2 separate regions of the Homo sapiens genome follow, and region 1 is linked to region 2. Evidence: read pairs that join two places in POLR2A ChIA-PET (ENCODE). Cell type or tissue: OCI-LY7. All regions are shown on one strand. Each heading gives the region's core, and the rest is flanking DNA. Links, peaks and the distances in the headings are about the cores only. Region 1 has its middle 29 kb from the start of PARP1. Region 2 has its middle 12 kb from the start of ITPKB.

What was found. ChIA-PET counts read pairs that join two places held together with the same protein. Peaks named below come from ENCODE experiments on the same cell type or tissue, not always from the same donor. Only the 100,000 strongest peaks of a DNase experiment are listed, where the experiment ranks them.
Region 1: POLR2A ChIA-PET joins it to region 2 with 5 read pairs; 1 of 35 experiments calls an interaction of 5 or more read pairs at or near these places.

The regions. Positions count from the first base shown.
Region 1 is chr1:226,429,415-226,444,909 of GRCh38, reverse strand. It overlaps the pseudogene RPS3AP7. Among named protein-coding and RNA genes, the nearest start is that of PARP1, 29 kb to the right of the region's middle. RefSeq lists enhancers at 11,393-12,245, 15,139-15,495. In OCI-LY7, for the core only: CTCF peaks have their summits at 6,516, 6,718 and 8,223; DNase peaks (open chromatin) are centred at 6,720, 7,799 and 8,239; H3K4me3 peaks cover 2,106 bases; H3K27ac peaks cover 4,158 bases.
Region 2 is chr1:226,743,439-226,758,933 of GRCh38, reverse strand. No RefSeq gene overlaps it. Among named protein-coding and RNA genes, the nearest start is that of ITPKB, 12 kb to the right of the region's middle. RefSeq lists an enhancer at 4,135-4,634. In OCI-LY7, for the core only: no CTCF peak of the experiment used is centred there; DNase peaks (open chromatin) are centred at 7,223 and 9,263.

The DNA.
Region 1 (15,495 bases), core at 2,988-10,987, 310 kb after region 2:
GTCTTTATCGTTTAAGTGAGCAGAGCTGTATTTTTCATTGCTTGCAGCCACGGGCAACCTAACTGAAGCACTACCTCATTTGAGGAACATTTGAAGAGACAGGCATGTTGGTTTGGTATCCTAAGACGGAACACAACAAGCTTATCTTCTTTAATAAAGTTATTTGACTAGACTCTGAACCAAAATAGGTGGAACAAGGTCCCTCAAAACCAAATAAATCTCTAGTTAGCTAACTCACTTCAGTCCTTCCCATCCATAAAGCCTCTCCAACCACAAGAGAAAGGAGAAAGAGAGAAAAGGTGAGCTAATAAGACTGGTGCTTTGAATGTGGCTTTTGGTGTGAGTTTAAAAAAAAAAGAAAAGAAAAAGGTAATAAAATAAGACTGGTGCTGGGAAGAGCTTAAGAGTTTTGCACAGAATGGCTTGGCCATTGGGATTAGATTGTCCCTCCAGTAAATGTGCTGGTGAGACGGGGACAGGCATTGGGTTGAAGAGAGGGGGCAAGAATTACATTCTTCTAAAAAACTGGCCAAAGCCAGCTCCAGAGGCACCCAGAACCTCATCTCTCCCTCCCTCCTGGATTCCTGCCTCATCTTTCCCAGATAAGACTCTTTAACTTTCTCTGAAGAACAAAGTCATAAGGTGCGAATATTCCCTGAAATACCTTTGAAATACTTGCATAAATAAAACAGAGGAGGCCTGGACAGTGGCTCACAACTGTAATCCCAGCACATTTGGGAGGCCAAGGCGGGAGGATCTCTTGAGCCCAGGAGGTCGAGTCTGTAATGAGCTGTGATTGAGCCACTGCGCTCCAGCCTGGGTGACAGAGGAAGACCCTATCTCAAAAAAAATTAAAAAAATAAAACGGGGAAAGACAGGGAAAAGCAAAGCTGACTCAACAGTGTGTGTAAGCCAATTATAGAAAGAAACTTTGATCTCATTTCTTAAATGCATTGAATGAAACACTTTCCGTGACATTCGGCCAGATGTCTTCTGCTAAAGAAGCAGAAAGGCTGGAGAAGAGAAGACACAGACAGAGAACACATGGAAAGGAAGGCAACTTGCTGTGTGACCCCAGGGCAGAACTAACACCTAGAAAACCTCCCAAGTTTTCCTCTCCTTGCCTTTGTCCCCCAGATCGCCACCCAGAACTCTGACTGGGAAAAGCGGTTTCTTTGTGATTGATGCTCAGCAGGCAAAGTCATTGACTCACATAGTGATACATAGGTAATAAAAATAGATTCCAGAGCAAGTCTGATGCCAGCTCCCAGCCTATGACTTCCTGGCATCAAAAGAAAGAAATTTAGTTGAGCAAGGAGGTTCTTAGAGTGAGAGAGTGACTGAGTGCAGTGACTCATGCCTGTAATCCCAACACTTTGGGAAGTCGAGGTCAGGAGTTTGAGACCATCCTGGGCAGCATAATGAGACACCCTTCTCTACAAAAAAAAAAAAAAAAAAAAATTAAAAATAAAGAGTAAGTGAGAAAGTAAGTGTGTTTATTCTTCAGTTGGGAGAGGCATTTTACCAAAGATGAGGGCAGTGGGTAAAGTAGATTCTGTGGCCCTGGGAATAGCCTCGGACTAATGTGGACTCCCACATTAGCCGAGCAAAAGCAACAACCTCTCATCCGTTCCACCCTCCCCTGCCAGATTGTGAGCTCTCAGGGCCCCTCAGAGCTCCTGGGTCAAACCCAGTCAATGGCTGCGTCAGCATTTTCAGGCTACCAGAACTCAGCCTCGCCAGACCGGAGAAAGTACAATGTTGGTTTGGGGCCAGGCATGCTAGCTCATGCCTGTAATCTCAGCACTTTGGGAGGCTGAGACAGGATGGATCACCTAAGCCCAGAAGTATGAGACCAGCCTGGGCAACTTAGTAGGACCCCATCTCTAAAACAAACAAACACACAAACAAAAAAAAACACACAAAACTTTGGTTTTGGTGTTTGTTCTCGTTTTATAATTTTTATTTATTTCTAAATTTATTTTATCTTATTTTTTAATTGACATACAATAATTGTACTTATTTATGAGGTACATAGTATGTTCTTATTTTTTTAAAAAAACTATCCTTTCTCCCCTTTATTTTACCATTTAAAAATTAATTATTTATTGTTTTAATTTAAAAGTATACAGATTCAATTATTTTTCTAAATTCAAGCAAAGAAAATTGGGGGAAAAAGTCAATCCTACCACCTGCTAACACGAGGAATGACTATAACAAGAATCAGGTAAAGCCTTAAAACGCCTTGAAACGACTGAGGAACGCAAAGGCAGGCTGGAACAAAGGGAATAAATATACCATGTTTTTGGAGAGGAAGACTCAACATACTAAAAGCTTCAGTTCTCCATAATTTAATTTATAAAGGTGATGCAGTCTGTTAAAAACACCATTTTTTTAACCAGACAAACTGTTTATAAAGTTTATGAAAAAATGAATAAGAATACCTAAGAAAATACTGATAAAGAAGATGAGGAACGAGGCCTACCAGATACTAAAACATATTCCAAAATTTCAATAATTAAAACAGCTTGGGGTCTGGCACAGTGGCTCACGCCTGTAATCCCAGCACTTTGGGAGGCCAAGACAGGTGGATCACTTGAGGTCAGGAGTTCAAGACCAGCCTGGCCAACACAGTGAAACCCCATCTCTACCCAAAATACAAAAATTAGCCGGGTGTGGTGGCAGAAACCTGTAGTCCCAGCTACTCAGGAGGCTGAGGCAGGAGAATTGCTTGAATCCAGGAGGTGGAGGTTGCAGTGTGCCGAGATCATGCCACTGCACTCCAGCCTGGGCAACAGAGCAAGACTCCATTTCAATAAATAAATAAATAAATAAAACAGCTTGAAGAGAAAGACCAATGGAATAGAAAAGAAAATTTTAAATAGAAAATTAAAAAATAGAAATGTTGTGTATAACAAAAGAGACCTTTCAAATCAATGGAGAAGAGGAACTTGTCAGTAAATGGAACTGGGAAACACGCCCATACCTGAAGGGCAGAGCAGTAGCAGCCTCAGGACAAGCTCGGACCAATGGTAGAAAAGAGATAGAAGGAAACAATGGATAACGCCCCTCCTTTCCTCCCCCTGTGGCCAAAGAACTGTTTGGAAGCATCCTGCTGTTTCTTGTGAAGCCTGGCCAGCCACCTTGCATGTGCCTTCCTGCCTCGCCTTCTCCATCCCCTTTTACTCTCTCTTGCTTCACTGTAATTTCATCTCTCTATTGCTTTGCTTTAAGATCTGTTCTCCGGCTGGGCGTGGTGGCTCACACATGCAATCTCAGCACTTTGGGAGGTCGAGGTGGGTGGATCACCTGAGCTCAGGAGTTAGAGACCAGCCTGGCCAACATGTGAAACCCCATCTCTACCAAAAATACAAAAAACTAGCCTGGCGTGGTGTCATGCACCTGTAATCCCAGCTACTCAGGAGGCTGAGGCAGGAGAATCGCTTGAACCCGGGAGGCGGAGGTTGCAGTGAGCTGAGATCACACCACTGCCCTCCAGCCTAGGCCACAGAACAAGACTCCATTTCAAAAAAAAAACAAACAAAAAAACAAAAAAAAAAGATCTGTTTTCTAGGTAATCTGGGCTAAGACATGAGAGAAGACATGATAGAATAAAGCATGATAGAATCTCTTTGAATCCTGGAATAAGGAAGACCCATGACTCAGAAATTCAGGAGCCACAGAAGATTGATAAGTTCAAATACATAAAAATTAAAACCTCTGCATGGCAAAGAGCATCAATAAGCTAAGTCAAAAGTGAACAAGCAACTGGGGAAAATAATTGCAATTCCTATCTCAGACAAAGGGTTAACCTTTCTAATGTATAAAGACTTTCTAGAAATCAGTAAGACAAAGACTAACAACTCAATAGAAATAGAGGCAAAGGATATGAATAGACAGTTCACAGGAAGGAAAATACAAACGGCTCTTAGGCATGTGAAAAGATGCTCAATGTCATACATCACAAAAGAAGGCAAATTAAAACTTCACTGAGAGTTATATAAGGAACTCCAATAACCCAGTATTAAAAAGACAAATAACTCAATACAAAATGGGGAAGAGATTTGACAAGACACTCCGCAAAAGATTAAGAAGAGAGCTGGGTGCAGTGGCTCACGTCTGTAACCCCAGCACTTCGGGAGGTTAAGATGGGAGAATCACTTGAGGCCAAGAGTCCGAGACCAGCCTGGGCAATGTAGCAAGACCCTGTCTCTACAAAAAATTAAAAAACTAGTCAGGCATGGTGGCAGTCACCTGTAGTTCTAGCTACTTGGGAGGCCGAGGTGGGAAGATCATTTGAGCCCAGAAGTTCCAGGCTGCAGTGAGCTATGATTGCACCAGTCTCTGCACTCCAGCCTGGAAGAGAGACCTTGTCTCATAAAGAAAACAAACAAACAAACAAACCAAAGATTAGGAATAGCCAATAAGTACTTGAAAATATGTTCAACATCATTAATCATCATGGAAATGCACATTAAATCTATGATTAGATACCACCACATATCTTCTACAATGACCAAAATATAAAATAATAACAATATCAAGTATTGATAAGGATATGTGACTATTGAACTTTTGTACTTTGCTGATGGGAGGATAAAATGGTACAACCACTTTGGAAAGCAGATGGCTAGTTTCTTACCAAGTTAAACATACATTGTATCATATTACTCAGAAATTTCACTTCTTGGAAATTACTGAAGACACATGAAAGCATATAAACACAAAAATATTTGTACATTATTGTTCATAACTGCTTTATCCATAATAGTCCCAAGCTGGAAATTATATATCCATCAAATTTGTATTTTTGTAAAAATACAAAAATTATCTGGGCATGGTGGTGTGCTCCTGCAGCCCCAGCTACTTGGGAGGCTGAGGCAGGAGAGTCACCTGAACCCAGGAGATGGAAGTTGCAGTGAGCTGAGATCACGTCACTGCACTCCAGCCTGAGAGAAAGAGCAAGACTCCATCTCAAAAAATACAATACAATAAAATAAAAAATAAAAGTATACATATTCAATTTTTTTTCTAAATTTAAGCAAGGAAAATTGGGGAAAAAAGCCAAACCTGCCACCTGCTAACAATTAGGAATGACTATAACCAGAATTGGGTAAAGCTTTAAAACACACTGAGGAACATAAAGGAAGGCTGGAACAAAGGGAATAAATATACCATGTTTTTGGAGAGGAAGACTCAACATAATAAAAACTTCAGTTCTCCATAATTTACTTGATAAAGGGGATGCAGTCTATTACAAACACCATTTTTTTAACCAGACAAACTGATTATAAAGTTTATAGGAAAAAATGAACATCAACATATGAATGAAAAACAAACCCAAAAGGTGTGGTATATTTGAATATTCAATGGAATACTACTCTGCAATAAAAAGGAATGCAACATCATGGGTGAATCTCAAAAACATGCTGAGCAAAAGAAGCTGGTCAGAAAAGAGTACACATTATTTGATTCCATTTCTGTGAATTCTGAAACAGGCAAAACTAATTTTCTTTCACAAATAAGACTTTTTTATTTGCCACTATTGTAAGTCCTAACTTCAAACAGATTCAAGGACCGTGGTTCATATCCATCAGCTCGTTCAACTTTAGCACCTGTCTCGTCCCCAGTGGCTTTTCCAGAACTGCTACCTTCACCATGAAGCTCCATGAGTTTTCCCAGTTCAGACTTGGGCTTCTTCAGCATTTTTACTTTGCTAATGAAGACATCATGGAGAGGACAAACAGATTGGCAAGCCTTTTTATGTCTTTTCCAATGCTGTCTGCAATCAATTTATTGACCACTTCTTTCAGGTCATTTGTCTGCGCCTCTCAGGTCATGATTTCCAAAATCTTCTTCCGGATTTGGCGGACTTGTTGATGCTGAGCATAAGAGGTCTTCCATATCGGATTGTTGTGTTTCTTAGCAAAACCAACACAGAACAGACGAAGCACGTAACCGTTGGTAGTCTTGACATTGACAGGAGCTTCAATCATTGTCTGCCATTTTTTGACCATGGAGCACATTTTGTCACAGGTCAGATCCATGCCATGGAAGTTAGTCAGGCAGTTTTTGCCCTGAACATCTTCAGTAATCAGCTTGAATTTTCTAAATACAACATCATCATTCTGCAAATCAGCAAGACTCACTTCAAACACACAACCCTTGAGGCCATCTGATACATTTGGGTTCCTTCAGTCCTGGTGACTAGCATCTCTCCAATATTTCTTGTGAACATAGCAGGTGCTTTCACATCATACCAATCTTTCTTAGAAAATGGATCAACCACTTTCTTCCTGGCCCCCTGTTTGCCACCTTTCTTAAGGTGCTTATTCTTGCCAACTGCCATGGTGCTGCTCAGAGAGCCAAAAGAGCTGAGAGAGCCAAAAGCAAAACTGACTTATAGTGATAAAAATCACAGTAGTGGTTTCTCCCGACAGGATGGGAAGGGTGTTGATTGGGCAGGGGCACAAGTCAATCTTTTGGGGTGATGGAAACGTTCTATACCTTGATTGATTCAAAACTCTTTGAACTGTATGACTAAAATGAGTCCATTCTGTTGTATTAAAATCATAGCCCAATAAGGATGATTTTAAAACCACACCGAGATAACCTTCACCTATCAGACTGACAAAATTCCAAAAATTTGATAACACTCTCTGTTGGCAAAGCTGTGGGGAAAAGACACTCTTAGATACTCCTGGTGGTGGTATAAATTAATGCAACACTTACAGAGGGCAATTTGCCAAATCAGTCAATATCACAACCACGTACTCCCTTTGACTTAGCAGTTACACTTTTGGGAGTTTATCCCACAGGAATACTTACATATATGCAAAATAATGTATGCACAAGTTTTTTTGATGCAACATCATTTGGATTAGCAAAAGTTTGAAAACAAACTGAAGGCCCATCAATAGCAGACGATTTTTAAAAATTGTGGTATTATCATGCCCTATCACAAAGGGCAGCTATACAAGAAAGTGAGGATTTTTTATGTACTGATAAAGATCTCCAAGGTATGTTGTTAGGTGAAAAAGGTAAGGTATACAGCAGTATATATGTGCAAAAAAGGGGGAGAAAATAAAAATATATTTTCACCTGTTTGTATATGCATAAAGAAACTCTGCAAGCATACACATGTTATTATAGGATAAACCAAAGAATATAATGGAAAAGAGGAGGGCTGAAGGGAAACTGGGCAGATAGAGATATAAAGAAGATTCTTCACTGTTTGTTTGCTTGTTGGTTTCATTTACAAGCCCTACATGTGGCTTCTGATTCATTGATTACTTTCTAAATGTATTTTTTTAGTTTTGAACCATGAGATGTAGCATCTATTCAGAAAAGGTTAATAAAACATTTTTTAATTTAGTAGTACAGAAAATTACCAAAAAAAAAAAAAAAAGAAAGAAAGCAAGAAAAGAAGGGGAAGGGAGGAAAGGGAAAAATCAATGAGGAAAAAAGGGAAGGAAAAGGAAAAGAAAGAAAGTAATCTAATCACACCACCCAGGAACAACCAGCATTAACATTACGTGACCATTGGCACACTCAAAGAGAAGAGTTTGGCCCGGGTTTCCCCTGGAATTGTGTCCAAGCTGTGATAACTCCCACCCAGGGAGGGGGCAGAGCTGACGGGAGCCTTACGCTGGAGGCTCTCTCACCCAGCTCTCTCAGGCATTGTACACATAACCAGTGTCCGGGGCTGACAGAGTTCCTTTAGCAAGAAAAGCCAAGCTTCGCTAGCTCACCTTGCCCCATCTGTTATGCTTGGATGCCAGCCACCTGCAGGAACTTCAATTATTTCTGCAGTTCCCCAGGGGCGTCTCAGATGTGTTAACAAATAAGTCCTGGGTGTCATGTGCCAGCTACCACTCTTCCTCCTACTGCTGCTGTCCAGGTGCAGCCTCCTTTGGTGATGGCTGCTGTTGGGACCTTGGCTGACTACCGAGCCTTGTGAAGGTACACTGCAGCTTCCTCTGGGATCAAGCACCACCAGCACCCAGTTAGCTCTGCTGGTACAACCAGTACTGCCACCACTGGTGTGACTGATATGCTAGACCCCTCGGGCTGCCTGGGCTGGGCAGTGGTCTGTGGCAATGTAGGATGGACAGTTTCTTCCTGGGATGTTTTCCAGTGAGGTCCTAAAGCAGGGCTGCTTGTGCACTGATGATGTGGTGACGTTGTAGTTGATCCTCAACATCCATTCCGCCCCAGATGAATAGTCTAGCCCAGTCCCAATAACTTCCTCTAGATGTCACATCTGCAGCTGCCAACACTGAGGATGAAACATTAAGAGATGGCAAGAGCCTGGGTCCTTGGTGAGCCCTGGAATCAACTCACCTGGAGTCTGATTAGCTCTGGAATTTCCTCTTTTCTTTTTTCTTTTTTTTTTTTTTTTTTGAGACAGGGTCTTGTTCTGTCACCCAGGCTGGAGTGAGGTGGCACAATCATGGCTCACTGCAACATCAACCTCCTGGGCTCAAGTGATCCTCCTGCCTCAGCCTCCTGAGTAGCTGGGACTACAGGCGCATGCTGCCGTGCCCAGATAATTTTTTTTTGGTTTTTTTTTTTAGTAGAGATGGGGTCAAGTTCTGTTACCCAGGCTTGGACTTTTCCGTTACATGAAATAAGATTAAATAGTTTTAGCTCATTTTGGGTTGAGATTTTCAATTTGAGCAATTGGAAAGTCCTAATTGAGTCAGTTGAATTAGAGGATTTTCATGAATATATCTCTTTAGTCCTCTCTTTTCCTTGGACTGAGACATGGTCCACGAAGAGCAGAACCAGTGAAAATCCGAATCACAAATCTCTTACTGGGCTCAGAATCCCTCTCCTCCTTGGACATCCAGGGACAACCAGGAAACCACTCCCAGGAGAAGCTCTGACTTGGTGGCGATTGGACAGTTGGTGGGTCAGTACTGGCATCATTGGTCAAATCCTGGCCCAGCAGCCAGTGTGCTTAAGCCATGTCTTTAGACTTGTGACACAGAAAGGGCAAAGGCTTTGGAATTCTGACCTGCATTTAAATCTTATTTCTGTCATTTACTGATTTTAGACCTCCAGCAGGTTGTTTAGCCTCCTTAACCCTTAATTTCTAATCTGTAAAATGGAAGAAATATAAATCGACCTCAAAGAGTTTCTCCATGTATTCATTCCTTCCCTGAGTGTTTTTGAGCACTGCCCACATGCCAATGTCCTAGGCACTAGGATATATCAGCGAAAAGCAAATGAGTCTTAGAGAGGAGTGTGCGTTCAATCAATGCCAGCTTCCTTCCTCTCCATTTACGTCAGTTGTAACCTCCTAGAGGTCAGGAAGCCAGGTCTGGGGAAGTCCAGGCAGGCATATGCCTCTCCCACTGACCCATTGCTCCAACCTGGCAGAGAGGAGACCCCTAGGATGTGTAGATCTGCACACCAGAACACATCAGTACCTGGGGCCAGGGGTGGTAGGCTGGCCAGCTGCCACCATGGCCCGCTCTAAGACACCATGGGGTACCCATGCCAGACACTGGCTCTTCCTGCCTGGGCCCAGACTCCTGCTGGGAAGGCTGGTGGCTGCGATCTTGGGATGGGCTGAGAACAGTGAGGCTAAGAACCCACAGGCCAGAGGCAACGGTTGTGAGGCCCAGGCACCAAGACCCCTCATATGCTCCACTGTCCCATTAGACTTCACTTACAAAAGCACAGATCCAGTCAGGCATCGTGGCTCACGCCTATAATCCCAGCACTTTGGGAGGCTGAAGCGGGAGGCTGAAGCAGGAGGATCATGTGAGTCCAAAAGTTTGAGACCAGCCTGAGCAACACGGCGGGACCATATCTCAACAAAAAAATGTAAAAATTAGCCAAGCAGGCCTATAGTCCCAGTTACTCGGGAGGGAAGGTAGGAGGATTGCTTGGACCCAGGAAGTCAAGGCTGCTAGTCGTGATCTCGCCACTGCACTCCAGCCTGGGCAGTAGAGTGAGACTGTCTCAAAAAGCACAGACGCAAAGAGTAAATCATGGAGAATTTCAAGGACAGCCACCACAGAGCACTAAACCTCAAGTGTGGGGCCTTGTGCAATGCGCTCACCCATGAAGCAGGCCCTAATAACTTGGGGACATAATTATAGGCTCTCAGAAAATGCTTGTTAATTAATTTAAGCCTCTTGGTGAATTTAAAGCAACTGCAGATCTTTGTGGATATCTGTTAGTTTTACTGGACTGAGACAATGCTTCTCCAATTATGGTTTCATCTGCCCCCTTCCGTTAAAAGGCAGATCCCTGAACCCTACCCCAGACCTTCTTAATCAGAATCTATGGGAGTGAGGCCTAGGAATTTCATTTTTACATCTCATGATCCTTCTAGGCTCTAAAGATTGAGAACAAGCCAAGCATGGTGGCTCACACTTGTAATCCCAGGTCTTCAGGAAGCTGAGATGGGAAGATTGCTTGAGCCCAGGAGGTCAAGGCTGTAATGAGCCATGATCATGCCACTGCACTCCAGCTGGGCAACAGAATGAGATGTGAGACCCTGTCTCTTTTTTTCTTTTTTTTTTTTAATTAATGAATTTATTTATTTAGAGACAGGATCTCACCCTGTCACCCAGGCTGGAGTGCAGTGGTGTGATCATAGCACACTATAACCTGGAACTCCCAGAGACCCCCGTCTCTTTAAAAAATAATAAATAAGAATAAGATTGAGAACCACTGGAATCAGGCAACATGTGTAGGAAGCATGGGGTTTCATGATGGACTCTCCTTTCCTGTCCCCATTCTGCCATGACTTCATTGGCAGCAACCCTTCTGCTTCGTGGAGGTGATGCCTGACCAGCTTGGCCAGCAGGGGTTCTGTGAAGGGCGCAGGAGATCACGTATGTGGAGGCCACTGACCCCATGCCTGTGGACACACATGGCTCCACTCAGGAGCCTCCATGCTGGAGCCAACGGGACATGGCCCCTCTGCCCATCTCACATGCTGTGCATGCAGGTCCCGGGCCTTGGCTCTTTAGCCCCAAGTCTTCACTGAAGAAGTATTATTTCAGTTCTGTCCTGCATTTCCCCCTTCCTCCCATAATCCCCTTGTGTAGTGCTGGACATGCTCAGCACACAGGAGGCTGATGGGGGTCCCGAGGTGGAGACCCTGACGCTGAGCATGGGGTCAGGATGAGCCGCGTGCCTGCCCCTCTGCTAGGTCGCAGCCCATCAAGGCACCTGGTTGTTTCCGCCTTCCTGAGAATCCATGGCAAGAAGGCAAAGGGCTGGTCCTGACCCTCGGTCCACCATGAGGGAGCTCAGAATGGTCTTTCTCCATATCTCAAACCCCTCCCAGAAGCCGGAGGAGAAGGGGGAGGAAAGAACGAGCACACAAGCTCCCCAGAGAAATGCTTTACTGCCCACTGTAATTCTTCTCAGCAGATGTTTCCTTGGATTCTATGAAAGCCTGTTTGCATCTGACAGACTAGGGCAAATCAATAAGGAAACCTGGTATTCCCAGGGCACTGCCTGTGAAGAAGGGAGCGCAGCTGCTCCTACAGACTCCCCAGCAACAGCTCTGAAGCCTGCTGCCACCCTTCAGACTGCCGACTAGAGAATGAAGGTCTCTGGCCTCTCCTTTCCTGCCACTGCAAACAGGCCCCGTCCTGTCAGTGCACCTAGGGCCTGAGGTTTAGTCAGCTCCCCATGATGGAGTCTGGGCTACCCCCGTCACTCCGAAGGAGAAGCCATTCCCAGTTCCCCTCACCTCATCTGCCCGTGGACAGATGATGCAGCCCCCTCTAGGGGTTTCCCCCAGGCTCCGGGACCCCAGTGTTTCTCCTTGCTACAAGTCCAAGGCAACAGACAATGCCACAGCTCTGTCCTCAGCTCTGCCTGCCCCCTCTGGAAGGAAGACACAGAGCCTTGAGGCTCACTCACCTCTCACTCCCAGCACCCCAGCCCAGAGGAAGATGTTGGGTCGAGTTCACCCTACGAGTCCAGAGAAATTCCCCTCCCTGCAGAGGTAAGCCAGCAGCCCCAAAACAAAGACTGGATATCCCTCCATAGGAATAACCTAATTTGACTTCCATCCTCGTTCAGCGCTGTCTCCAGCAGGGGCCCCGCCTTCATTAGTATGATGGAGTCTGGAGCCTGAAGCTGCCCGCCAAGCTTCCAGCTAATTGGAAATTGATGACAACCTCTTTGTGAGGGATAAACAGGCTCTGCCGGCAGCCTGTGGGACTTGGATCCTCAAGCAGGGCTGTGTGTCCATTTGCCCAAACCGGGAGCAACACCAAACATACCCTCTAGGCCCCCACCATGATCCCTGTGCAATTCCAGCTTGTGCAGAGCAGCATGACATTCTTAACCAGGAGATATGGACAGCCCACTTACTTCCCATTTATAGTTGGATTTAAATGTTTTATTTTCATATATATATATATATTTTAATGTTGCTTAATAGTCTGTTTTTATTGTATTTTATTTTATTTTTTAATGATACTTTAAGTTCTAGGGTACATGTGCACAACATGCAGGTTTGTTACACATGTATACATGTGCCATGTTGGTGTGCTGCACCCACTAACTCATCATTTACATTAGGTATATCTCCCAATGCTATCCCCCCCACCACCCCACAACAGGCCCCGGTGTGTGATGTTCCCCCTCCTGTGTCCAAGTGTTCTCATTGTTCAATTCCCACCTATGAGTGAGAACATGTGGTGTTTGGTTTTTTGTCCTTGTGACAGTTTGCTGAGAATGATGGTTTCCAGATTCATCCATGTCCCTACAAAGGACATGAACTCATCCTTTTTTATGGCTGCATAGTATTCCACAGTGTGTATATGCCACATTTTCTTAATACAGTCTATCATTGATGGACATTTGGGTTGGTTCCAAGTCTTTGCTATTCTGAATAGTGCCGCAATAAACATACGTGTGATGTGTGTTTATAGCAGCATGATTTATAATCTTTTGGGTATATACCCAGTAATGGGATCACTGGGTCAAATGGTATTTCTAGTTCTAGATCCTTGAGGAATTGCCACACTGTCTTCCACAATGGTTGAACTAGTTTACAGTCCCACCAACAGTGTAAAAGCGTTCCTATGTCTCCACATCCTCTCCAGCATCTGTCATTTCCTGACTTTTTAATGATCGCCATTCTAACTGGTGTGAGATGGTATCTCATTGTGGTTTTGATTTGCATTTCTCTGATGGCCAGTGATGATGAGCATTTTTTCATGTGTCTGTTGGCTGCATAAATGTCTTCTTTTGAGAAGTGTCTGTTCATATCCTTTGCCCACTTTTTGATGGGATTTTTTTTTCTTGTAAATTTGTTTGTGTTCTTTGTAGATATATATGTATATTTAAACTCTTAAACATGGTCCAAGCAAAGTATTGACTTAATTTAACAATTAGCCATTCCAAACTTAGGCATATATGCCATGAAATTCTTTGTTTGCTTGTTTTTTTAAAAAAAAAATATTTTTTTGGCCGGGCGCAGTGACTCATTCCTATAATCCCAGCACTTTTCAAGGCCGAGGTGGGAGGATCACTTGAGCTGAGGAGTTCAAGACCAGCCAGCAAGACCTCATTTCTACTTAAAAAAAAAAAAAAAAAAAATCAGCCAGGCCTAGTGGCACATGGCTGTAGTCCCAGCGACTTGGAAGGCTGAGGTGGGAGGATTGCTGAAGCCTGGGAGATCGAGGCTGCTGTGAGCTGTGATTGTGCCACTGCACTCCAGCCTGGGTGACGGTGACAGAGCCAGAGCCGGACACTGTCTCAAAAAATAAAAAATAAAAAGTTTTGTTGAGGTAGAATTGGCAAATAAAAGTTACACATGTTTAAAGTGAATTGTAGAATGTTAATATATACATTTTGGGGGGTAAAAGTGCAGGTTTCTTACTTGCATATATGGCATAGTGGTAAAGTCTAGGCTTTTAGTGAACCCGTCACTATGGTGAACATTGTACCCAATAGGTAATTTTTCAGCCCTTACCCACTGCTTATACTCCCATCTTTTGGAGTCTCCAGTGTTTATTATTCCATTCTCTGTGTCCACATGTACCCATTGTTTAGCTCGCAAATACTCCATGAAACATTTGTTTTCTTTTTTGAGACGGAGTGTCACTCTGTTGCCCAGGCTGGAGTGCAGTGGCGCAATCTCAGCTCACTGCAACCTCCGCCTCCCGGGTTCAAGCAATTCCCCCTGCCCCAGCCTCCCAAGTAGCTGGGATTACAGGCGTCCACCACCATGATCGTCTAATTTTTGTAACCATGAAACTTTAAGAGTGCCACCCACCGGCCACCTAACCGAGCAGCTGGTCTATCAGTGACTTCACAGAACTCTCCCCCACTAGGATGCAATTCCTGTTCGTGCTGGGGTTACCACTGCCTGCTGAGGGCCTTCCAGAACCAGAACCAAGCTGCCCTTAGGGTGTTACAATGAAGCTCCTGGCCTGCAACGGTGTGTTTGGGCATCTGATTGTCTGGTGAGTGGAAAAGGCTTGGCTCAGCACCCCACCACGACCACCAAGGGCATAGATGATGAACTGCCAGCCAAGGCACCATCTATGGTCAAGGAACAGAGCCAGCACTGCTCCGGGGCACCCATCCCAAGGTCACCATGCCTCGCCAGCTCTCTCACCACACTGCCCGGCAGAGTCTGCAGACAGGACAGCCTTGTGGAACAGATCTATGGCCAGTAGCTGACTCCCTGATGAGAGTTCCTGGACAAAGGCCCCAGATACTTGCTGACAGAGAAAGACAGGCATGCTGTAATGATGTGTTGCAGTGAGTGCAAATGTGCCACCACCACTTCTGATCTCCCTGTGCCCCGCGGGGATCCCCAGGCCTCTATCATGAGGCCGTGATTCCTCAAGGTCAAGACATCAGCACTGAGCCCCCAGTGCCTGGTGCATGGGTGTCAGGCTGAGGAGCCAATCCCATCTGATCATGTCCCAGTCCTCTGCTCAAAGCCAGTGCTGCTGTTGGGGGTGTCACTTAGCAGTGCATTAAACGAGAGTGGGTTGTGAGCTCCCAGGAGCCCCTGCCCCTAGAAGTCCTATTGGCCTGTGTCCTAGGCCTGGAGAGGCAGGATCCTTGTTCCTCAGGAAAGAAACTTCTGGCTCAGACCCCGAATGGCTGCAGAGAATAGACAGGCTGCCTGGCAAGGAGGGCAGCATTCCAGACATCCACTTTTTTTTGAGATGGGGTCTCTCTCTATGGCCCAGGCTGGTCTAGAACTCCTGGACTCAAGTGATCCTCCTGCCTCAGCCTCCCATGTAGCTGGGACTACTGGTGAGCACCACCACACCTGGCCAATTTTTGTATTATTTGTGGAGACGGGGTCTCATATGTTGCCCGGGCTGGTCTCGAACTCCAGGTCTCAAGCAATCCCCCTGCCTCAGCCTCCCAAAGTGCTGAGAGCCACCATACTCAGTCCAGACACCCCACTGTTAATAGGCTAACAGCACATTGCCCACCTGGAGAAGTGACTGTGCCCAGTTAGTCCATCCCCCAAGCAGTGGGCAC
Region 2 (15,495 bases), core at 3,497-11,496:
GTATTTATTGTTTATAATCAAAGGAGAAAAGGGGGACTATTTTCTCTGCTAGCAGTGAAGGAGTCACAGATAGTTATGGTAAAAGGACTTTCATAATCACCTTTCTAATGCCCTCATTTTATAGGTGAGTTGTTTGATCCCAGTGAGAAATGCATATGTTTAGGTGGTTGTTTAATGATTACTGTTTTGTGTTTTTTTTTTTTTTTGAGCCGGAGTCTTGCTCTGTCACCCAGGCTGGAGTGCAGTAGCGCAACCTCTGCTCACTGCAAACTTCACCTCCCGGGTTCAAGCAATTCTGCCTCAGCCTCTGGAGTAGCTGGGACTTACAGGCATGTGACACCACACCCAGCTAATTTTTGTATTTTTGGTAGAGACAGGGTTTCACCATGTTGGCCAGGTTGGTCTTGAGCTCCTGACCTCAAGTGATCCACCTGCCTTGGCCTCCCAAAGTGCTGATATTATAGGTGTGAGCCACCGCAACCCGGCCTATTCCATTTTTTTTTTTGATGCAGGGTTTTGCTATGTTGGCTAGGCTGGTCTCAAACTTCTGAGCTCAAGCAATCCTCCTACCTCAGCCTCCTGAGTAGCTGGGACTATAGGTGCATGCCACCATGCCTGGCTTATTTCATCTTTTACTATAGGCAAAACTTTATTTCTCTATAAATGGTTCTTATTTAACTTACATAAACTTTCCATACCTCAGTTTCATTGCATTTAAAGTGAGAACAGTAATATTACCTACCTCATGGCTTAGCTGTGATAATTAAATGATCAATACATGTAAATGACATATGTAAAGTGTTCAGAACAGTACCCGGCACCTCATAAGCACTTATCTATCGTTATAATTATTATTAATTAATAGCAAGAAATTGGGGGATTGTGTAAATCAACTTACGGCTTAATAATGAAATTGACCTCACTCTTCTTTCTAATCTATGTTTATTTTACTATGTAATGATAACTTTTAAACAGCATTCTGGTTAGAATTACAGTTTTCTTGTTTTGCCCAAACATACACACAATGTGTATGTACAGGCATATCTTGGAGATATCATGGGTTTGTTTCCAGACCACTGCAATAAAATGAGTCACATGAGTATTTTGGCTTCCCAGTGCATATAAAAATTATGTTTACATGGCTGAGTGCAGTGGCTCATGCCTGTAATCCCAGCACTTTGGGAGGCGAGGCAGGCAGATCACCTGGTCAGGAGTTCAAAACCAGCTTGGCCAACATGGTGAAACCCTGTCTGTACTAAAAATACAAAAATTAGCCAGGCGTGGTGGTGCACGCCTGTAATCCCAGCTACTCAGAAGGCTGAGACAGGAGAATCACTTGAACCCAGGAGCCGGAGGTTGCAGTGAGCTGAGATCTCGCCACTGCACTCCAGCCTGGGTGACAGTGAGACTCTGTCTCCAAAAAAAAAAAAAAAGTTATGTTTACACTGTCCTGTAGTCTATAGTTTATTAAGTGTGAAATAGCATTATGTCTAAAACATGTACATACCTTAATTTAAAAATACTTTATTGCTAAAAAGCGCTAACAATCATCTGAGCCTTCAGCAAGTCATAATCTTTTAGCTGGTGGAGGGTTTGCTTCAATGTTGATAGTTGCTGACTGATCAGGATGATTGTTGCTGAAGGTTAGGGTGGCTGTGGCAATTTCTCGAAATAAGACAATAGTGAAGTTTGCTGCATTGATTGACTGTTCCTTTCACAAAAGATATATCTACAGCACGCAATGCTGTTTGATAGCGTTTTACCCACAGTACAAGTTTTTTTTCAAGAATGAAGTCAATCCTCTCAAACCCTGCTGCAACTTTATCAACTAAGTTTAGGTAATATTCTAAAGCCTTTATTGTCATTTCAACAATGTTCACAGCATCTTCACCAGGAATAGATTCCATCTCAAGAAACCACTTTCTTTGCTCATCCATAAGAAGCAACTCCTCATCCATTCAAGTTTTTCGATCTTGAGATAGCAGCAATCCAGGCCCATCTTCAGGCTCCGTTTCTAACTGCAATTCTCTTGTTATTTCTACTACATCTTCAGGCACTTCCTCCACTGAAGTCTTGAACCCCTCAGTTATCCATGAGGGTTGGAATCAACTTCTTCCAAACTTCTCTTTACATTGATATTTTGATTCCTTCCATAAATCATGAATGTCCTTAATGACATTTAGAATAATGAATCCTTTCCAGAATGTTTTCAATCTATTTTGCCAAGATCCATCAGAAAAATCACTACCCATGGCAGCTATTGCCTTACAAAATGTATGTCTTAAATAATAAGACTTAGAAGTCAAAATTACTCCTTGATCCATGGGCTGCAGAATGAATATTGTGTTAGCAGGCATGAAAACAATGTTAATCTCCTCGTTCATCTCCATTAGAGTTCTTGGGTGACCAGGTACATTGTCAATTAGCAGTAATATTTTGAAAGGAATCTTTTTTTCTGAGCAGTAGGTCCCAACAGCGGGCTTAAAATATTCAGTAAACCAGCTGGGCGTGGTGGCTCACGCCTGTAATCCCACCACTTTGGGAGGCCGAGGCAGGGGGATCACGAGGTCAGGAGATTGAGACCATCCTGGCTAACACGGTGAAACCTGGTCTCTACTAAAAATCCAAAAACAAAATTAGCCAGGCATGGTGGCGGGAGCTTGTAGTCCCTGCTACTCGGGAGGCTGAGGTGGAGAATGGCGTGAACCCGGGAAGCAGAACTTGCAGTGAGCCACGATCTCGCCACTGAACTCCAGCCTGGGTGACAGAGCGAGACTCCATCTCAAAAAAAAAAAAAAAAAAAAAAATTTTCAGTAAACCATGTTGTAGACAAATGTGCTGACATCCGGACTTGGTTGTTTCATTGGCAGAGCACAGGCAGTAGATTTAGCATAGTTCTTAAGGGCCCTGGGACTTTTGGAATGGTAAATGAGCACTGGCTTCAACTTAAAGTCACCAGCTGCATTAGCTCCTGCCAAGAGAGTCAGCCTCTCCTTTGAAGCCTTGAAGCCAGGCATTGACTTTGCACCTCTAGCTATGAAAGTCTACTTATTAATTTCTTTCAATAGAGGCTGTTTCATCTACATTGAAAACCTGTTGTTTAGTGTATCCACCTTCATCACTTAGCTGGATCTTCTGGATAACTTGCTGCTGCTTTTTCATCAGCACTTGCTGCTTCTCCTTGCACTTTTATGTTAGGAAGGTGCCTTCTTTCCTTAAAACTCATGAACCAACCTCTTTTAGTGTCTAACTTTTCTTCTGCAGCTTCCTCATCTCTCTCAGGATTCACAGAATTAAAGAGAGTTAGGGGCTTGCTCTGGATTAGGCTTTGGCTTACAAGGATGTTGTGGCTGGTTTGATCTTCTATCCCAGCCACTATACTTTTTCTGTGTCATCAGTAAGACTATTTTGCTTTCTTGTTATTTGTGTGTTCACTCAAGTAGCATTTTAAATTTTCATCAAGAACTTTTCCTGCATAGTCACAATTTGGCTAACCGTTTGGCACAAGAGGCCTAGCTTTTGGCCCATCTCATCTTTTTACCTGCCTTCCTCACTAAGCTTAATCATTTCTAGCTTTTGAGTTAAAGTGAGGGATGTGTGACTCTTCCTTTCACTTGAACACTTAGAGGCCATTGTAGGGTTGTTAATAGGCCTGATTTCAATATTATTGTTTCTCAGGGACTAGAGAGGCCCAAGGAGAGGGAGAGAGATGGGGTATACTGGTTGGTGGAACAGTCAGGACACACGGCACTTATGGATTAAATTTGCTGACTTTTATGGGTGCCGTTCGTGGCACCCCCAAAACAATTACAGTAGGAACATCCAAGATCACTGATCACAGATCACCATCACAGATATAATATTAATGAAAAAGTTTGAAATATTGCAAGAATTATCAAAATGGGACACAGAGACACCAAGTGAGCACATGCTGTTGGAAAAATTGCAAAGATAGACTTGCTCGGCTGGGCGTGGTGGCTCCCGCCCTAACTCTTTTTAATTCTGTGAACGCTGAGAGAGATAAGGAAGCTGCAGAAGAAAAGTCAGACACTAAAAGAGGTTGGTTCGTGAGGTTTAAGAAAGGAAGCCACCTTCCTAACATAAAAGTGCAAGGAGAAGCAGCAAGTGCTAATGAAAAAGCAGCAGGAAGTTATCCAGAAGATCCAGCTGAGATAAGTGATGAAGGTGGATACACTAAACAACAGGTAGCTCACGCCTGTAATCCCAGCATTATGGGAGCCCGAGGTGGGCAGATCACCTGAGGTCAGGAGTTCAAGACCAGCCTGGCTAACATGGTGAAACCCCATCTCTACTAAAAATACAAAAATAAGCCGGGCATGGTGGTATGTGCCTGTAATCCCACTTACTCAGGAGGCTGAGGCAGGAGAATCGCTTGAACCTGGGAGGCGGAGGTTGCAATGAGCCGAGATCACGCCATTGCACTCCAGCCTGGGCAACAGAGTGAGACTCCATCTCAAAAAAAAAAAAAAGACTCGCTTGAAGCAGCGTTGTCACAAACCTTCAATTTGTCAAAAACAATATCTGTGAAGTAGAATAAAAGTAGGTATTCTTGTATATGCATGCACGCATGCATGTGTGTGTATGAGAGAGAGAGAGAGAGAACGAGACAGAGCGAGAGACAGAGAGAGCACAAGAGTATAAAACATCCGATGCATCAAACCTGGTGACTACCTTCAAATGCATCCAGAGCCTGCCTCCTTCTCAGCACCTCTGCTCTCCCGCCTGGCCTCACCCCTGCTCCTCCAGTCTGGCCTCCCACAGGAGCCCCCTGAATGCTTTTCCTGCCTGCTCTCTTGCCCCTCCACCCTCTGTTCTCCACCAGCAGCCAGAGGGCTTTTTCTAAAATGTGGGTCAGGTCATCTTACTTCCGTGTTCAAAACTTTCCAAAAGTGTCTCTTCTTGCCCTGGGAAAAGCCCTGACTATCTCCCTGACCTTATTCTCTCCAATGCTCCCTTCTCTCACTCTGCCTCAGCCACAATGGCTGTTTGCTTCCTTGACCCTGCAAGTGTGCTCCTGCCTCAGGGCCTCTACTCTGGCTGTCCCCTCTGTGGGTAACACTCTTCCCTGGTGGCTGAATGACGTCCTCCCTCCTTCCATCCTTCAGATCTCTGCTCAGACATCATCTTAGGCAGAAAGTCTTCCCTGACCACCTCTACAAAATAACTTAGCACTCCCAAGGCCCTCTTACCCTGCCTGTATTGTTCTCCATGTTCTCCACGGCTCTTATCAACATCACACACACCAGACACACACACACGCACACACACACATATACAGGCTTGTTACTCCCTATCTGCCATTACTGTGAAGCCTCTCTGAGGTCAGGACTTGTGTGTGACTCCCTGCTCTATCCTCACAGTCTAGAATACTGCCTGACATATAACTGCTCAGTAACATTTTTTGAATGAATTTGTCTTCTTCCCTTTTTACCTTTAATCACTTTTTTTTTTTTTTTGAGACAGAGTCTCACTCTGTCACCCTGGCTGGAGTGCACTGGCACAGTCTCAGCTCATTGCAAAACCTCCACCTCTTGGGTTCAAGTGATTCTCCTGCCTCAGCCCCCCAAGTAGCTGGGACTGCAGGTGGCCGCCACGACGCCAGGCTAATTTTTGTATTTTTAGTAGAGACGGGGTTTTGCAATGTTGGCCAGGCTGCTCTTGAACTCCTGACCTCAGGTGATCCGCCCACCTCAGCCTCCCGAAGTGCTGGGATTACAAACATGAGCCACCATGCCCGGTTTTTAATCACTTTTTAATTATTTAAAGAAAAAGATGGCTGGGCACGGTGGCTAACACCTGTAATTCCAGCACTTTGGTAGGCTGAGGCGGGCAGATCACTTGAGGTCAGGAGTTTGAGGCCAGCTCTGCCAACATGGCAAAACCCTGTCTCTATTAAACATACAAAAATTAGCCAGGCATGGTGGCGCATACTTGTAATCCCAGCTACTCGGTAGGCTGACGTAGGAGAATCGCTTGAACCTGGGAGGCGGAGGTTGCAGTGAGCCAAGATTGTGACACTGTACTCCAGCCTGGGCAACAGAACGAGACTCCATCTCAAAAAAAAAAAAAAAGAAAAGAAAAAGAAAGAAAGAAAAAAGAAGAAAAAGATGCTGTGAGAACTCACTTGCTCACTTGCCTGGAAGTCAGCCCTGGGGCTCCAGTGGACCCTCTGGGCTCTTTAGTTGAGCAGCCTCCAAGCCTGAGATGCCTGCTTCCCCAGCCTCCGGGGGTGGGTATGGATACACACCTCAGCTCAGCCAATCAGACACACCCACTGGACATTGACACAGAGAAGCAGGTCCATGGAGAAGCCATCTTTGTGGTAATGGTGCCAGCAGCATGGCCACGTCCAGGTTCCAGGAGTATCAGTGCTGCAGCAGGAGCTGTGTTGACAACACCTTATGTGGCACTGGACAAACCCTCAGGAGTGATTTGACCTGGGGAGCCTCCCCCATTCCTGCCCCATCTCCTAAGCTTGATTTTCTGGTATTCTTGATGATTTTATGAGCTCCCCATATCTTTATTATAACTTTATCTTGTGCTTATAGAAGCAATACACAGTTTCTGTTGCTTGCCATTGAGCACCCTGACCACTGTCGGGCCGTGCTCTGTGATGCTTTATGGCAATAAGCACAGCAGGGTGGGGGCATGCAGGAACCACTGGAAAAGCGGTGGCCTCATAGATGACTTCCTAACCTCCTACAACCTATTATACCTTACCTTAATGTGAGCAAGTTGGCATTCTTTGCATCTCATAATTTGAAGTCATTCATCTTTGTGCTTTTCACCGTGTCTGCTCTCTTTGGAGAAGATGTCTATTTTTGAAGCTGCTGGGCATTTGGGAATCCTGCACACAATGTGAGTTGGTTGGGTTGGCATTGTCACCAATGACGATGTGAGTCGGGTTGGCATTGTCAGCACTTGGAGACACAGTTTAGATGGGAAGCTTTCAACCTCAGCATTCATGCCTCAGGGTTCCTTTGGGAGCTACTCTTCTAGCTGCATTTCCAGGAATTTTAATAGAAATTATGTAACAACAAGCACGGAGGCTGTACTCAGGAGAACAAGTGAAGGAAGAGCATCTCAGCCTATTCCCAGCTTCTCAGCTCCAACTTAGCAGGGAGCACATGGCCTCTAGGACAGAAAAACAAAGCCTCAGCCCAAGATGAGCTCCTCCCCTCACCCCTGCTTCTGTTTAAAACACCTGTTTTAACACCTGTTTAAATCGGGTGTTTTAGTTTAGCACAGAGATGGGCACATAATAAATACCTTTAAAAGCAGTCTAGGCTGGGCACAGTGGCTCATGCCTGTAATACCAGCATTTTGGGAGGCTGAAGTGGGAGTATCACTTGAGTCCAGGAGTTTGAGACCAGCCTGGGCAACATAGGGAGACTCCATCTCTACAAAAAAGTGAAAAAATTATCTGGACATGGTGGTGCATGCCTGTAGTCCCAGCTACTCAGGAGGCTGAGGCGGCAGAATCACTGGAGCCCAGGAGTTCAAGTCTATAGTGAGGCATGATCACACTACTGTACTCCAGACTGGGCCACAGAGCAAGATCCTTTTTTTTTTTTTTTTTTTAAAAAAAAAGCAATCGAGTGCTAAACCATTGGCTGGATGATGGGGGAGAGCTCAGAAGGGGAGGAAACACTCCATTTCAGGGCCCTAGAGAGCTGCTAGAGATGGATGATGTAGCCCTGGAACCCCAGTCCCGGCGGGTCAGCAAGTGTTTATCAGGTGGTCACCAAATCAAAGGAGGGTCCACAACATGGAGATGCAAGGTCCTCTTGCTTTTACCACTGAGCGGGCCTTGATGTGGGATGTGTCTGTGACAGTCTTGGCTGCCCTCTAAGGAGAAGCCTGAGGACCAGGCTCTTCCACAGCCGGTTTTGCCTGTAACTTCGATCCAGGTCCTTCTGCACTCGTGAGTCTTGCTTAGGATGTGGCCTAAGTTACTGGCTAAGTTCCAATGTGGCAGGGCCCATGCTAGGGTCTTTCATATACACCATGTCATTTAATCTTTCAAGATCCCTATAGGGTAAGCAGCAATATCCCCATCTTGCGGAGTAGGAAATTGATGTGAAGAGAGGCTACCTAACTTCCAAGTTCACACAGCTCTAAGTGGCTGAACTGGGATTTAAACTCATGTCCAGGCCAGGTGTAGTGGCTCACACTTGTAATCCCAGCACTCTGGGAGACCGAGGCAGGTGGATCACCTGAGGTCAGGAGTTCAAGACCAGCCTGGCCCACATGGTGAAACCCCATCTCTACCAAAAATACAAAAATTATCCAGGCGTGGTGGCAGGTGCCTGTAGTCCCGGCTACTTGGGAGCCTAAGGCAGGAGAATCACTTGAACCCGGGAGGCGTAAGTTGCAGTGAGCTAAGATTGCGCCACTGCACTCCAGCCTGGGCATTGCAGCGAGACTGTCTCAAAAACAAAAATGAAAACAAACAAAAGACTAACTAAATAAACCTTTGTCCACCATGGACTTCTTAACCAAAGGACCCAATGGATAATAAGAATTAACTGATGAGGCCGGGCACGGTGGCTCACGCCTGTAATCCCAACATTTTGGGAGGCTGAGGAGGGCAGATGACGAGGTCAGGAGATTGAGACCATCCTGGCCAACATGGTGAAACCCCATCTCTAATAAAAATACAAAGAATTAGCCAGGTGTGGTGACACACACCTGTAGTCCCAGCTACGAGGGACCCTGAGGCAGGGGAATCGCTTGAACCCGGGAGGCGGAGGTTGCAGTGAGCCGATATGGCGCCACTGCACTCCAGCCTGGCGACAGAGCAAGACTCCATCTCAAAATAAATAAATAAATAATTAATTAATTAACTGATGAATAGGGAAATTTCAGGTCTTCAACATCTTATTCCAGGACCACAGTAGTGGCATTCTAATTGAGCCCCTTGAGGAAGTATTCCCTTAATCACAGATCAGTCCAGATAACCTCTCTTTGACTGTATAGCCCCTGGAGAATACAGCTACCTTATTTTTGTCTTATTATTCTGAGAGAGTTCAAGACCAGTCTCTATCCTTAGAGACAGACTCTAAGATGGGTTGAAGTATTTCTGCCTGCAGGCATCCACGGCCCCGTGTGTGAGTGGGCTCGGCGATTTGCTTCTAAGCAGCGCAGGTGATAGGATTATAATCTTCTAAGCAATGGAGGTGATTATGTCACATAAGATTGCAACTTCCGTCTTGTCAGCAGACACTCTTTGTTGCCTTCTAAGCTTTCACGCTTCGATGAAGCAAGTAGCCATGTTGAGGAGGTTCACGTGGCAAAAAAGCGAGAGAAGCTTCTGGCCAAAGCCAGCAAGTTGCTGAATCTCACCAACAACACTGTGATCTTGGAAGCAGATTCTTCCCCAATTGAGGATCAGATAAAGCCCAGTCCTGGCCAACACCTTAAGTGTAGTCTGAAGCCGTGGACTGAGCTAAACCACACTGCATATTACAGAAACTGTGAGATAATAAATACATGTTGTTTCAAGCTGCTAAGTTTCTGGTAATTTGGGATAGCAACAGGTAATTAATATGCTCCCTCCGCAGTAGCGAGCTCCTGAAAGGTAGGGCTGTGTTGCAGTGTTTTACCCATCTCTGAGGGCCCGGTGCCCTGGAGCTCTGTAATAGAGACCACTGAGCCTGGTCTCTATTTCCCCTACAATATATCCTCTGTATTGCCTCAGAGATATCTTTTTAAAATGCTAATTTAATTGTGTCACTCTGCCTAAAACTCCTCAGTGGCTGCCTATCATTTTTAATGAAAATCCAAGCTAATTAGCATAGTAATTAAGGAACTTCACCACATGTCCCCAAACTGTTATTCCAGGCTCTTCTCCCCCCCCATTGCCCCCCACTCACCACCACCATATACTCTGGCCACATGGACTCAACACTCCTCAAACCTGCTCTTCCATGGGTCAAGGGACTTGTGATTGCTGTGCCTCTGCCTAGAAGACTCTCTTCTTTTCCTGGTGAACTCCTACTCATCCTTTACAGTCCACCAAAAGATAACCATTTCCTGAAGCCTTCCCATCTCCTCCCCTAGCCCAAGGCCACCCCTACCACTGTTCTCTCTTGGTCATTTGAGTGCTATTATACCATATATCACATAAAAATAAAAATAATTATAACTATTTTAACACTTGGTTCCCCTTCTAGTCTGTGAGTACTTTAAAGATGAGTACAACTCCTCTTCATATCCTTCTCTTCCCTCTCCCCTTGCCTAGAAAACCCAGTCATAGTTTAAAGAGTAAATGAATGGCGTTAATGATACCCAAAGCTGAAATGAGATGCTCATGGGTTAAACAGCAGTGAGGTAGGCTGCGTTAGTGGGTACCAGCAGAAGTTCTGTAGACACCTGAAGCATGGACTGAGTGTGGTTTGCAACCAGTATAGATATAATCTCTTGTTGCTGGTGCTGTCCCTTTGTTGTAAGGGAAAGGAGAAATGGGAGGCATGAGAAACTTCCCTCTTCTACCAAAGACAGCCGTCTATTCTATGTTAGAACATTAGATGGTGACCTTTTCTGAGACTCTGTTCTTACACACCAAGCACGTAAACTTAACACTTTCTTTTCATTCCTAAAGTCTTAAATGATGGATCAAGGTTGACTCAAAGTCCTTCTCTGGCTCTCCTAAACTTCCTAATGGAGGCTATTCAAACACAAGGCCCACTGTATCAAAACCTCAGAGAAAACATTTTGTGAATGTCCTGTAACTCACGCGTTTCCAATGCTCTTTCTCACCAATTATTTTTGTCCTAAGGGTCCGCAGATGTCATACAAATCCAGTTATCCAGAGAAAGGTGCTAAGGCCGCTCCTCACCTTTCACTCTTTATTTTTATTTATTTATTTATTTATTTATTTATTTATTTATTTATTTATTTTTGAGACAGAGTCTTGCTCTGTCACCCAGGCTGGAGTACAGTGGCGTGATCTCGCTCACTGCAAGCTCCGCCTCCCGGGTTCAAGCGATTCTCCTGCCTCAGCCTCCTGAGTATCTGGGATTACAGGCACCTGCCACTACGCCCGGCTAATTTTTGTATTGTTAGTAGAGACGGGGTTTCACCGTGTTAGCCAGGCTGGTCTTGAACTCCTGACCTCAGGTGATCTGCCCGCCTCGGCCTCCCAAAGTGCTGAGATTACAGGTGGGAGCCACTATGCCCGGCCCACGCTTCATTCTTTAGGATTTAAAGCAAAGGCAGCCTTTTCAGTGTGTAGGAGGGGATCCCTGGAGAAGAGGTTTAGTGCAAAGCCATATAGAGTCAGCATCTTAAACTGACAGCAAATGACTTGGTTTCAATTAAAACAAAGTCTTGACACCACATTCCTTTTCTTTTCTTTTCTTTTCTTTTCTTTTGAGATAGGGTCTCACTCTGTCACTCAGGCTGGAGTGCAGTGGTGCAATCATGGCTTTTTGCAGCTTCAACTCCTGGGCTCAAGTGATCCTCCTGCCTCAGCCTCCCAAGTAGCTGAGACTACAGGTGCACGCCATCATGCCTGGCTAATTTTTAAATTTTTGTACAGACAGGGTCTCGCTATGTTGCCTAGGCTGGTCTTGAACTCCTGGCGTCAAGCAAACTTCCTACTTTGGCCTCCCAAAGTGCTAATGCACTGCACCTGGGCTTGACACAACATTTCAACATGAGTGTTTAAGTTAGCTAAGTCACATTTAGGTAGGAAAAGCAGGATCGCATTTTTTCAGTCCATCTCTTATCAGTTTATGGTTGTTTACAGACAATGAAAAAATGTATATATACATTTTTGATGCTGAGTGAATACATATATTTATACCACTGGCTCAGATCATGGCTATTCTATGGATTTTGAGTCTCTGTGCATAACTTATTAATAGATTTGCAACAGAGCCAACCCAATCTGTTGTTTAGATGGCTGGAAAAGTCAGTTTGAAACTAGATAATTGTTTCAATATCCACATGTAAATGGAACATACCTATAAGTATCTTACACTTTGCTGCAGAAATCATCCTAATCAGCTTGGTATTCTCCTTCCAGTCCCACCACAAAGCAGCGTCTGGATTTAGGAGAGGCAGAAAATGCTTCTGTTGCTCGTGCCTGAGTTGGGGACAAAGACCTTTCAATAAATATGATCAAATACCTTCCCTACACCAGACATAGCAGATGCAAATGGGACTAAGTCCTCAAAGAGGAGGAGACAAAAGGTAGCACATTATAACATAGCATGGAGTTAGGGAAGGGTTTAGTAAGCGTTTGATGAATGAATGAATACATGAAGAATAAGCTGTTATAACAGTGAAGTATACCCAGGAAGCCATGAAACTAGGGCTAAAGCTCAGGTGTATAGGGAACGTAAAAATGGACTTTCTCTTTTCTGTATCAATCTAGAATCATAACATTTGCTGTTTTCATTTTGCTCTTCCGGACCATATGCCTCATGAGTAGTGGCAGAGGGTAGCAAGACTGTGTTTGTGTATGTATATGTTTACATAAATAAGTCTGTCTTTTAAAAAATAGTATTTTTAATGACTAAGGAATTAATCATGAATAAATATATGTAAGACAAGGTATTAAGTGGCCAGGGGAGGTGGGGGTTGTTCATAGAAAAGCCATAGCTGCTCTCTGCCTTCAAGGACCTTATGGGAGAGAGCATGAAAAGCTTACTAACAGTGCGAGGCAGAAGGAGGGATGCTGAGTGAAGGGTGCTGATACAGAGTCTCCACATGTGAGGAGGAGGAGGTCATTTCAGGCTGGGCCATCAGAGGAGGATTCCTAAGAGGATGATATTGCAGGATAGATGCGACAGCTGGAACGATTGTGATAATTTAACAAAGTTATATTTGAAAAAAGGGGACACATAGTTATTCCATGAAACATGTGAATGAAAAAATGAACAACTTACCCAGAACGTTTCACCCAGAAGAGAGATTATATGTCAAGCACTGTGCTTGACACTAGGAATGGGGCCCATAATATCCTCATCAAAGGCTATATCCATCCATAGCTATGTTTTTAAAAATATCTTTATTGGCTGAGCACAGTGGCTCATACCTGTAATCCCAGAACTTTGGGAGGCCAAGGCAGGCGGATCACCTGAGGTCAGGAGTTCAAGACCAGCCTGGCCAACATGGTGAAACCCCGTCTCTACTAAAAATACAAAAATTAGCCAGGCATGATGGCGGTTGTCTGTAATCCCAGCTACTTGGGAGGCTGAGGTAGGAGAATCACTTGAACCCGGGAGGCAGAGGTTGCAGTGAGCTGAGATCGCACCATTGCACTCCAGCCTGGGCGACAAGGGCAAGACCATGTCTCAAAAAAAAAAAAAAAAAAAAAATTCTGGCCTGTAATCCCAGCACTTTGGGAGGCCGAGGTGGGCGGATCACGAGGTCAGAAAATCGAGACCATCCTGGCTAACATGGTGAAACCCCATCTCTACCAAAAATAGAAAAAATTAGCCTGGCATGGTGGCGGGCGCCTGTAGTCCCAGCTACTCCGGAGGCTGAGGCAGGAGAATGGCGTGAATCCGGGAGGCGGAGCTTGCAGTGAGCCGAGATGGCGCAATTGTTGTACTCCAGCCTGGGCGACAGAGTGAGACTCCATCTCAAAAAAAAAAAAAAAAATTTTATTATGTTATAAGTGATATACAACAAACTGCACATATTTAATGTTTTACAGTGTTATATGTTTTCATGTATGTATACACCCATAAAATCATCCTTGCAATTAAGACAGTGGACGTATCCATTACTTTCACAATGTCCTACATGTCCCTTCATCTTTCCTACTTCCTGCCCCTCTCCACAGCCTCCATGTTCAGGCAGCCACCCAGTCTTTTTTCTGTTACTATAGATGAGTTTGTGTTTTCTAGAATTTTCCATATTTGGAATCATACAGTAGATATTCTCTTTTGTTTGATTTTTCTCAGGCAGCATAATTCTTTTGAAATTCATCCATGTTGTATGTACATCAATGTCCATTTCTTTTTTATTAATGAATAATATTCCATTGTATACCACAATTTGTTTATCCATTCACCTGATGAACTTTTGAGTTGTTTCCAATTTTTGGCTAATTCTAATAAAGCTGCTATGAATAGTATGCTTTGCATATAGTTTCTCCCAGTCTATGCATTGTCTTTTCATTCTTTTCAGTATCTTTTGAAGAGAAGTGGGGTGTTTTGTTTTCTGTTTTTTTTGTGTGTGGACACAAGGTCTCACTCTGTCACCTAGGCTGGAGTGCAGTGGCATGATCATGGCTCACTGCAGCCTTGGCCTCCCGGGCTTAATTGATCCTCCCACCTCACCCTCCTGAGTAGCTGGGAATACAGGCACGTGCCACCATGCCCAGCTAATTTTTGTATTTTTTTTGAGACAGAGTCTTACTCTGTCACCCAGGCTGGAGTGCAGTGGTGTGATCTCGGCTCACTGCAACCTCTGCCTCCCAGGTTCAAGTGATGCTCCTGCCTCAGCCTCCTGAGAAGCTGGTACTACAGGCGTTCACCACCACGCCCAGCTAATTTTTGTATTTTTAGTAGAGACCGGGTTTCACCATGTTGGCCAGGCTGGTCTCAAAATCCTGACCTCCAGTGATCTGCCTGCCTTGGCCTTCCAAAGTGCTGGGATTACAGGTGTGAGCCACGTTGCCTCCTAAAGTGCTAGGATTACTGGCATCAGCCACCATGCCTGGCCTAATTTTTTTTTTTTTTTTTTTTTTTTGTAGAGATGGGGTTTTGCCATGTTGCCTAGGCTGGTCTCAAACTCCTGAGCTCAAGTGATCTGCCCGCCTCAGCCTCCCCAAAATGCTGGGATTACAGATGTGCACCACTGTGCCTGGCCTTGAAGAGACGTTTTAAATTTTGATGTAGTCCAATTAATTTTGGTATCATATCTAAGAAACAGGAACCCAAGTTCCCAGAGATTTTCTCTTATGTTTCTTATAAAAGTTTCTTGGTCTTAGGCTTTACATTAGGATCTGTGAGCCATTTTGAGTAATTTTTGTACAATATTGATAAGATATTCATTGAATTTCCTCTTTTTAGATATGGATGTTGAATTGTTATGGCACTATTTGTTAAAAGACTTCTCCACTTTTTCTGCACTTGTGTCAAAAATCAATTGTCCATATATACATGGGTCTATTTCTGGACTATTTTGTCCTATTGATCTATTTTTTGAACTTTATGCCAATGCCACACTATCTTGATTACCGTAGCTTTATAATAAGTCTTGACATGAGATAGTGTTAGTCCTCCCACTGCATTCTTTTTCAAAGTTGTTTTGGTCATTCTAGATCTTTTGCATTTCCCTATGAAGTTTAGAAAATAAAAACAAAACAAAATAAACAAAAACAAAAACCTGCTGAAATACTGACTGTGATTGCATTGAATCTACAGATAAATTTGAGGAAGAACTGACATTGTAACAATATTGAGTCCTCCAATTCATGAACATGGTATATCTCTTCATTTACTTGGGTCTTTT